2 separate regions of the Mus musculus genome follow, and region 1 is linked to region 2. Evidence: chromatin loops called from intact Hi-C (ENCODE). Cell type or tissue: gastrocnemius. All regions are shown on one strand. Links, peaks and the distances in the headings refer to the core of each region. The heading gives the core; the rest is flanking DNA.

Evidence for each region. Peaks named below come from ENCODE experiments on the same cell type or tissue, not always from the same donor. Only the 100,000 strongest peaks of a DNase experiment are listed, where the experiment ranks them.
Region 1: a loop joins it to region 2, with 2.1 times the contacts of the local background. A loop is called at or near these places in 1 of 42 quality-filtered maps.

Annotation. Positions count from the first base shown.
Region 1 is chr3:122,377,701-122,383,077 of GRCm38, forward strand. It overlaps Gm4610 (predicted gene 4610), which reads right to left. Exons shown (of 2, transcript NR_168286.1): 2 at 1-164. Among named protein-coding and RNA genes, the nearest start is that of Gm4610, 12 kb to the right of the region's middle. In gastrocnemius, for the core only: no CTCF peak of the experiment used is centred there; DNase peaks (open chromatin) are centred at 287, 3,266 and 4,115.
Region 2 is chr3:122,309,896-122,315,272 of GRCm38, forward strand. No RefSeq gene overlaps it. Among named protein-coding and RNA genes, the nearest start is that of Gm40139, 9.1 kb to the right of the region's middle. In gastrocnemius, for the core only: no CTCF peak of the experiment used is centred there; a DNase peak (open chromatin) is centred at 2,363.

The DNA of each region.
Region 1 (5,377 bases), core at 187-5,186, 68 kb after region 2:
CCATTCCTAAGGGGAGCCCCAGAAGAGTGGGCTTGTGAACAGTGCCTCTCCTTCTTGTGTCATAGCTGAGAGACTTGGTGTAAGCACTCTCTTCCTTCCTTAGCTCAGTGCATGGATTCTGGAGGTCCACTCTGTCCCTCAGCCTCAGCCTCTGGACTTTGCAGCTGTAAGATACAAAGAAGAGATCAATGATGTTAGTGAGAACACAATCCCTCATGGTGCGTAGACTCCTTTGCAGAGGCGTATGCCCACATGCCAGAGAGGGATTCCCAGGGGGTTATGATCTCTGGCACCAGAACCAACAGCAGAGGCACAGATAGATAGGAGGAAAATTAGTGGAGTTGGCTTACAGTTGTGCAGACTGGCAGGACTTAGAACAGATCGTCTGCAAACTGGAGACCCAAGGACACTGGAGCCCAGCTCAGTGTGGCTCTGAATGCTTTAGTATCAGGAAAGCCAATCTGTAGCTCTCAGCCCCAGGCAAGAAAAAGCCTGGGAGCCTGGGCTGGGGTGAGGGGGAACGGTATACATCCTAAAGTCGAAAGGCCAGAAATCCTGAAGTTGTGAAGCCCAAGGGCAGACGAAAGGAATATATCCCTCATCCAGAGACAGATAGATACTCAATATTATAAATATTCAAGTGTTTCTGTGTTGTTCTCCCCAGGCCTGGCTGTTTGGTTGGTTCCTGACAGCTTTAATCCTACCTAATCCACTCAAACCCATTGCCAGTCTCCTCTAGGAACGCCTTCATAGACACACTAAAAAACAAAGTTTAGCAGGTTTCTAGATGTTTAAGCCAGTCAAACTGCCATGTAATATTAGTCACACGGGAAAGGAAGAGGCATTTGACTTAGACTTGATTGATTGATTGATTGATTGATTGATAGGATCTCTGAGTAGTTCTGGCTCTCCTGGAACTCACTCCGTAGATCAGGCTGGCCTTGAACTCAGAGACATCCTCCTGCCTCTGCTTCCCAAGTACCAGGCATGTACCACCACACCAGACAAGATGTCATTCTTGAGCCTTCTCTTCCTGCCCCTCTGAGCAACTGGGCATAGGGCTCTGGGCTTCAGGGCATGGCAGGAACTGAGTAACATCCTCTCCCCACCACTGCTGATACCCATCCTGCTGACTTCACAGCCTTCCCTACTTCCTTCCTGCCCCACCCACTATCAAGTAAATCTCTCCCGCGGGAGATGCCTCTGAAGTGCTGCGGTGCCCAGAGCTGCCCTTCTAGCTTCTGCCAGCGGCAGCTGAATAGTAGTGGTACCCAGGGTCAACGTTGTCTCAGCTGCAGCACCTGAAGAGTTATCTCCGCCTTGTTCCAGCTGCTCAGCATCTGACATTCTCTCTCCACCCACCCTAGCAGGCCAATGGCAGGGCAGGCAGTCAGGGAAGTCACAGCATCCTCTTACTCTTTCTCTACCTCGTATTAAGGGAATGGGAAAAGAGGCCAACAAGGCGAACTCTGGGCACCAGAGTAAAGAAGTTTGTTCTTATACGTATCTCTTCTATGTGGGTCATATGTTCACAAAGCAGACTGAGTCCTGGGATCATAGGCACAGTCCTATGCCCAGCTTAGCCCCACCTCTTAAAGGCTCTGCCTCTTCCTTTAAACAACCCTTTAGCACATGGGCCTTTGGTGGAGAGTCTACGATTGCTGACAATGCTGTTGCCATCTTTTTGAGTGTGCTTGGGATCACTGGAAAGTGAAAGGGCATTTTAGCCTAATAACCAGAAGTGCCATCTTGTGAGCATGTATTGCACATTAAACCAATAGGACTTGATATACTTTATAGCACTTAAACTTTCTGATGAACTCTTTTTTTTTTTTAAGTTATCTTATTTATATGAGTACACTGTCGCTGTCTTCAGACACACCAGAAGAGGGCATTTGATCTCATTACAGATGGTTGTGAGCCACCATGTGGTTACTGGGAATTGAACTCAAGACCTCTGGAAGAGCAGTCGGTGTTCTTAACCGTTGGGCCATCTCTCTAACTATGAAGAACTTTTAATGCCACAATTGTTTTCTTTTTTTATATACTTGATTCCATAGAGCAAGGCTTCAGGCATCACTCTGAGTCCATATCTTTTCTCCATTTAGTGTACTGCTTCCTCTCCTGCATCATAATGCAGACCATGCCTACACAGCCTGCTGGCGCTTTCTCACCTTGGTACATATGGACCTTCATCTTGGGTACCCAGTGGCTTTGGGGTGAATGTCTGATCACAGTAAGTAGTCTAGAGCCTGTACCTATCCTCCTTTCGTTGTCATTGTTCCCAGTACAAGTTATTTTTGCCAACACAATTGCTGTGCTAGGTTTCTGCATCCTCCAGTTGGACTTTCTGCCTTGGTAAGCTTTCAAGTTGCCTGGAGCCTGGTTGGTTTAGGGCAGTTCAAAACCACTCTAGCACCCACATCTGCCTTCTGAGTCTGCTATGATGAATTCAGCTTCTATGTTGTAATGCAGAAAGGATAAATGCCACATTACTGGTGTGGTCCTCCACGTGTTCATGCATCCAAATACTTGGATCCCAACTGCAGGTAGTATCTTGGGATGTCATGAAACCTTAGGGAGGCAAAGCACAGCTAGAGGAAGTGAGTCCTGTGAGGGGCAGGCCTGAAGGTACACAGTCTGGCCACTTCCTGACCTGCCTGATCCACGAAGCTATCAGGAAGTAAGGAGTCTCAGCCATACATAGGTTCCTATTGCCAGGATGATGGCTGTGGTCACAGCCATGAGCTGAGCTCCTCCCTCAGCCATACCTTCCTCATCAAGATGGTCTGTACCCTTACGACAAAACAAAAACAAGTCCTTCCTCCCTTAAGTCTCTGCTCGTCAGATATTTAGTCACAGCAAGGACAGAAGAGTAGTGAGGAAAGACACCGGTGGACAGACTGCAGCCATCCCACCTTAGGCAGGGTATGCTCTGCAGAGTCTCTCGGAGGGAGCGTGTACAATTGAAGCCAAGAGTCTCATCGTGGCCACTGGCTCCTAAGCCACCTTTACTGGCCCTCCTCTCACGTAATGCCTGCTGCCGGCCCATTCTCTAGAAAATCATCTTCTTCAAGAAATCCTGCACTGTTTATGTTCAGATCCTTGCCTCAGGGTCTGCTTCGAGAGCTGTACTAACACACGCAGGCTCACTTAGCTCATGTCAATCTCACAGGCCTTGCCTATGAATTTATTGTCTTGAGGTCTTTGAGCAAAAGATATTTATGCTTGCAAAACAAAATTCGTAGCAGAATTGGGATTAATTCCCAATTGGCTGGCTTCGGGCCAGAGCTGATAAATCATTACTGCGGTTCCAACTTTTAGATGTGACATCTACAGATTTTTTTTTTAATTTCATTTTTTTTCAAACAATGATGACTACAGATCCTGTAAAAGTAGGAAAGTACAAAAGATCTATTTTTTGTAATAATTTCTACAACTGAAGGGATATTTACATGACCATTGTTTAAAGGTGTTTTGTTTTTGTTTTTTTAAACAGGGCAGAGGGCTGGAGGTGTGGCCTAGAGGTAGAGGGCTTGTCTCATGTTAGTAGCCCTGGACTCTCTGTTTCTAGCACACACACAAAAAATTGTTTAAGAGATTTAAAAGGCAGGAGAGCTTGCTTTTGACCTATGAGAAGGTCCCAGCCTTACTTCTGGCTCTTTACCCTCCACTCAGCCTACACTGGGCTTTCTCAGTGTGCAGCTGCCTACAGACAGCTACTGGAGGTGGACCGGTCATCCTTCCTCTAGAGAAAGATGCTGACATTCTTGGTTCAGAGGAACATCATGGGTGTTGGCGGATGTCACCCTTTGCTGCATGTCATCACAAATAGCTTCAAGTTGGCTGAGAGTTACCCTGGTACATCAAAGTGGCTTGTTCTGACAAAAACCCACAAAGCGTATACTCAAGGCCAAGCTTTGCAGCTTTTATCCTGATGAGCTGGAGAGCAGAGGTAGTGATTCATCATCACCCAGGTCTGTAGGCTTCTCCTGAAGAGCCACCATCTGTCCAGAAAGTGAGGGACTGAGTGCTGCCAGGTCAACTGCCTTGGATCGGCCAAACCATCTGCATCTGTTTACAAGGAGTCCTACATAGTTTGGAGGGTCTGATGGAGGCCAGCTCTGAGCTCAACTCTCTGGCACCATTCATGGAAGCACAAGCCACCAGCTCTGGCATTCACAAAGCAGGCGGATGAATGCCAGGCATCTCTACTGAGATTCCAGCCTCATCTTTGACAAGCTAGGAGACCTTGGATGGCCAGTTGAATCATCTCTAGAATTTGTCTTAACTTCAAAGGGGCCCTGCCTGTGACTCAGGAGTACATGAAAATTCCCAAGGTGGGGGGGGGGGGGCACTCCACTTTCCTTTTCTTTCCCAGACACTCACCATCAAGCCAAGAAAAGGGGATCCTTTTAGTTTGCAAAACAACAACAACAAAATCTTTAAGAGATAACTACTTCAGAATTTAGAAAGAAACAAGAATGGAAGTAGACCCACCATAAACCAGTGTCTGGCACATGGTAGGTATTTAACAGTTGTTTCTTGAATGAATGCCCTAGTAAACTAATAAATTGATCACTATTTTATATGGTGTTTGTCACTGAACCCTGTGAAAGGCACCAAAAAAAAAGAATATGCAGAAGTCACTAGCAGAATAAGTAGCTTTCATATTTTAAAAATAATTTCTCAGGCTGGTGAAATGACCAGTGGGAGAAGGTGCCTGTCACCAAGACTGGTGGCCTGAGTTCAATCCACAGGACCCCAATGTAGAAGGAGAGAAGCAGCCCCTACAAATTGTCCTCTGACCTTACGTAGGCACCATGGTAAAGCTATTTCTCTTTTTCTTTGACTTAAGATGAATATAAACCTTCATGGGGGTCTAGGATATAAATCAGTGTAGAACACTTGTCTAGTATGTGAGAGATCCTGTGATTTCCAGCACTGAGGTAAAAACCCATCTAATATTGTACCGCCAGAAATAGATGAAGGACAAACTTTGAACTGAATGAAGTCTCAAAACATCTAGAAACAAAACGAAAGAAAAAAAGTGAAAGGAGTCCCTGTCTGGAATAGTACAGTTTGTGAATTTTTAACCTTTTGAAATATTAAAGGCTGAAAATATAACTAGCTCGGGGAGGGATGAATTTATGAAAGCTCATCTCCAAGTCAGTTACTTCGGATTTCTCAGGGACTGTGCATGTGTGTGCCTATCTGTGTCTATGTGCCCCAAAAGACTCCCATGTTGACTCAAAGGCTATGCAAACCATGGCGGTAGCCTAGTTTCTGTGGCTATATGTTTTTTGGAATATCTTGTAAGCACCCACAATACACCTGGTCATTTCCTCTAGAGAAGAAATGCTTATCGAGACCCTGG
Region 2 (5,377 bases), core at 172-5,171:
CTCAGTGTACACTGCTTTCTTAGTGTGTAAGAGAAACCATGTCAACCTCCAACATCACCAACAAACCAAAATGGCCGTTCAACGCTTCCTTAAAAGGACAACCTGCCGTGTTCTGCATCCACTTAGTTTTTGAGAAACAGTGGTTTTCCCCTACTTTTCTTTTATTAAAATTTGATTTTTTCAGCATGAAGGAGAATTGGGGTGTGTATACATTTCCCCAGATGACCAGCATTGTATTCGTGAATACTGTGTATCTGGAATGAGCAGTGCGCAAGCTGTTCATTTTTCAATCTGAAGTAAAATACTTTCAAGAGCCAAAAAAAAAAAATTTTTTTTTCATAACTATACTTCTTGGATTTTAAAAAATTAATTAATATATTAATTTATTTAGATCCCGGAACACTGCCTCCCTTCTCAGCCCCCTTCACAAAGAGTCCCTCCAACCCCCTTCTCTGAGAGTGTGGGGCCCCTAGGTATCTCCCCACCCTGTCAAATCCTGTTTCATTTTCTCAGAGGATACCTTGGAGGCAGCCTGAACCTGACCTTGGAATCCCACAGGTGGATGAGGAGTGGCTTCCGTCTGGTTGCTGTGTAGTCCTTGCCAGTCTGCTGCCCAGGCTACTTTCCCACCCAGCCAAGCTGCCCTCTCGCATCCTCCCATGGCTCCAAAGTTACAGGGTGAGGCTTACAGATATTCCACACTTCCCACTGACTTCCCACGGTGTGTTAAGACCCCGTGAACATCTCACGTCACTAAGTCCATGTGCTTCCGCAAGGTCTTGAGAATGCCAAGGTCCCTAAAACATGAAGGACCCCTAGGGGGGAAAAATAGGTCAAGATCACTACTCTAGATGCTTCTGTTTTGGAGGTAAAATTGAGATGAAAAACAGACACCACCCCCTTCTATAGGCGGTTATGTCTGTGTTGAGAAGTAGATTCACTCTTTCTTAAATCTACTGATTTCTACTTCTCGGAGCTCCCTGGATAAATCTCTCTCGTGTCCTAAGAGAGCAGGAAATAAACAGCGAGGAGGAGGAGGAGGAGGAGGAGGAGGAGGAGGAGGAGGAGGAGGAGGAGGAGGAGGAGGAGGCGGCTCTGGGCCTCCTGGGAGGAGGTAAGAATGCCTGAGAAGCACAGCAGGACCACCCCCACCCCACCCCCATCCCCGCCTTCCCCTCAGGAGGCACGGGGCGGGGGGAGGGGATAAGGGGGTAAGCACATATATAGCCCAACGCAGTGCCTGGAGCATAGCGAGTGTTCCATAAATAGTTATTAAAAGTATGCCGGGTGTGGTGGCGCACGCCTTTAATCCCAGCACTCGGGAGGCAGAGGCAGAGGCAGGTGGATCTCTGAGTTCGAGGCCAGCCTGGTCTACAAAGTGAGTTCCAGGACAGCCAGAGCTATACAGAGAAACCCTGTCTCGAAAAACAAAAAACAAAAAACAACAACAACAAAAAAAAAGTATGGAAGAAAAAAGCCGGTCGTGGTGGCGCACGCCTTTAATCCCAGCACTCGGGAGGCAGAGGCAGGCGGATTTCTAAGTTCGAAGCCAGCCTGGTCTATAAAGTGAGTTCCAGGACAGCCAGGGCTACACAGAGAAACCCTGTCTCGAAACCCAAATAAAATAAAATAAAAAATAAAGTAGGGAAGAAAGGCACCAAGGAGAACTTGTGTGGACAGAGACCTAGGCTTCTGAGAAGGGGGCGAAGAAAATATGGACAAAAAACCTAAAGTCGGGATAAAGAGAATTTTTACTCATCTTGTAAACAGATTCCTACAGTGCCATTGAAAACGCTGGGGACAATTCCTATTGAGAGGATATGTTTGGTGGGTGTCAGAGGGTTTGTGCCTTTGCTCTTACCACCTGGGAAGAGCAAGGGCTGTGACCCCAGTGAACACAGGCTATAGTGGCTGGTACACAGGCCAGCAGTGGTCCTGCTCGGACAGACACACTGAAAGCCAGTTCACTATGTCCTTGACCTGTGTCCATGGATTCTTCAGCAGGGATATGGCGCTTATCATGATGTCCATAGAGCCCAACACCATTGGAGGGTTTTCAGGTAGTGAGTGGGAATCACGAAGAGCAGGTTTGGCACTCTAGGGACCATTAATCTGAGCCTATAGAAAAGTCATAGGAGCCAGCAAGAACGTAAGCTTGAATATGAGACACCTGACCATCTTTGTAAATCTCTTTCACACTCAACCACCTTGCAATTTGTAAGAGAAGCAGAGAAGACACCGATGTCCCCCATTCTATCAGTGAGGGAATCAAAGTTAATAAGGAGGAATAATTCCCAGGGTCACGCAACCCTGTGTCCAGGGTTGTTGTTGGAAGTTTACAGCTGCAGTGCTAGAAATGGCCAGCAGAGGGCACCCTCCACAAAGTGGTTGTTTGCAGTCTTTGTAGAGAGCAATGGTAACTCTGCTAGTATTGGTTCAGAGGGCAGGCAGGAGCTTTCTCACCAGATAAAATGCTACCTTGGTGATTTTTTTCCTCTCAGAGAATGCTTACCTAAACTGAATCCTGAAATACCAGGTAAAAGATCAGTCTACTAAGCAACCATCTGATAGCCTTCAAAAATAGCAAGGGTCAAAGAATTAAAAAATAGCAGTTCCATGTTTATGAAGATTAAAGAGATGGAACAACTAGATATAATGAATGAACGAACGAGTGAACAAACGAATGAATGATTTGAATGGGTCCTTGGGTGGGAAAAAGCCATAGACATAAGAAATATTAAGGTGGTTGATAGCATCTTAATTTGGACTGTGGGTTAGATAAATTGTGTCAATATTATGCTTTTCAAAGTTGTTAACTGTGCTGTGTTTTGACATGTTTCTCTCAAAATAATTTAGGGGGAAATGGGCATAATGTCCTTAACCTGTTTTTGAATGATACCTTCCCACCCCCACCCAAGAATAAAAGTCATAATAGAAACAGATGTAGGTAAAATGTGAACCTAGGTAGAGTGGATGGGAATTCCACATGCTGTACTTACGACTTTTCCGTAACTTCAAACTTATATCCAAATAAAAGACACACACATGCACATCTTATTCCGGAAGAGCCTTCCTACCTGATTTGAGGTCTAAAGTTCCCTCAGTGGGTTAGGGAGTACAGAGGGGCCTCTTAGGAAAGTGTGGCTTTGGCCCTCTGCAGAGCACTGACCTTTGCCCTGGGCTGGCCAGGGCACCTGTGTGCAAAGCTTATCTGAACCACCAGACAAGCAGGCGACCTTCACTGCACATGTTTGTGAATGCAACACACGCCTGTACTTGGCAGGAGAGCAGGGACCTTGCCCAAAAAAAGCAATCTGGAGCAAGGGAATGGGACAGAGGGAGCGCTCCAAGGTCTGTGCAGCAGAGAACAGAAGCATTCCTTAGCGTGGGTAAAGCCGCTACTTACTGCTTTCTGGGTTAGTCCTTCCAGAACATCCGGCTCCTAGGATCTGAGCATGGGTGATGTACATAGTCAAATATTAACAGGAAAATGATGCCGTGAGGAGAAGCTACTAGAGAGGACCCAGGATAGGGAGAGCCCAAGGTATACTGGAGAGGAGGCAGAGCCTAAGGGTGACCTCTCCCACCTACAGGATTCTGGTTCACACAGGCTTGGGATATGCAAGTCAAGTACTTACATCTCTAACAAGCCACCCGATTGGACCACACACAGTTGCAATGGCATAGGACACGACCATCCTGGCCATCTGTAGGTCTTTCCACCATGGCTAAAACTGCACATGAAAAAGTATTTTAAGAGGGGTTGGAGGGCCGGAGGGCTGGAGGGCTGGCTCAGCAGTTAAGAGCACTGACTGCTCTTCCAGAGGTCCTGAGTTCAATTCCCAGCAACCACATGGTGGCTCACAACCATCTGTAGTGGGATCTGATGCCCTCTTCTGGTGTGTCCGAAGACAGCTACAGTGTACTCTTATACATAAAATCAATAAATCTTTTTTTAAAAAGTATTCTAAGAGATCCAAGGGAAACTGGGGCTACTTTGGGGTGCACAGTGGTTCTTTGGACCGGACAACATCATGGATGAATGAACTCAAACTGAGATCAGGAGGGCATGGGATAGAGGAAGTTCCTTGAGAGAGGAGCGGAATGCACAAGCGAAGCCCAGCTGGTCCAAGCTCCTCCTCTGAGTTCTCTAGGGAAATAATGAGAAGAAAGGCAGGGGGTGAGGCAGGGAGGCTGCTATTGCTGGGACAGAGTGAGACTAAAGGAGACGTGACCAGAGGCAGCACCTTCAAAAGACCTGGTAGAGCTGCGAAAGCTGGCCAGGGGGAGGGGAAACGAGATAGGAGATCCAGGCCCTAGGCTCCAGTGAGATAAGGGCCGGAGGAAAGGGACTGTCCTGTCCGTGAGTCATGGAAAGAAGAGTGGTTAAGCACTGTAGCTAAGAGGGAGCTGAGCTCTACAAAGAGTTCCTTGTTTTCTTAAAGACTCCTGTCCTCTGATACCACCAAAGGAGGTGTGGGATATTCAAGTTTGGAAAGATAATCCCTATACATATACACATACACATACATATGTATACGTGACAGGGAATCAAACTAGGGCCTCCCATATGTTAAGCAAATGTGAGTCATAGCCTCAGCTATATAGTGAGACCCCATGTTAAAAAGAGTAGTGATTGGCTCTTCAGGGCTCTGACCTAAACAGTGGCTCAGTCAATCCCCTTGTGGGTTCATAATATAATGACGTTATTGGGAGGTGGAGCTAGCTGGAGGAAAAGGTCGTGGAGGTCACACCCTGGAGAGACAATGCCACTTACCTAATCCCATCTCTGTCTCTCTCTTCCTGCCTTCTGTCCAACAGTGTTCCTCAGCGGCATCCTTTAGCCACGAGGGTCCGTCTCACCATTGTCTCAGAGAAGCTGTCTACGGGCCCGGGCTCTCTGAAACCACAAGGCCAATGGATGCATCCTCCTCAGAAAGGCTTTCTCTCAGGTGTCTGTCGTGGTGATTGACATTCATAGCTGCTGACCAGAGAGGCTGATGTTGAAGGGAGATGAGGATTTTAGACAGAGTTTTGAAGCTATGCAGGAAGCCTAAGGTTTCCTCACACTGACTTCTGGGTGATCTGACTTGGAGGGGTGTACGCTCTGGGGAGGGGTAGGCATAACAACTACCTTAACTATATGCAATACTTTGCCTATGTCCTTAGAGAAACATAAGGGGCTAATATTCCAGAATTATTTTGATTACAGAAGTATTGCTGTTGAAGATTACATATACATATATATATATACACACATATACACATATACATATATACATCTGTAAAAGAATATGTTATCCAAGGACCTAGAGATAACGTATAATTCCCACTTCATTTTAATTCTGCTATTTTACATTTCATATTTTATCCTGCA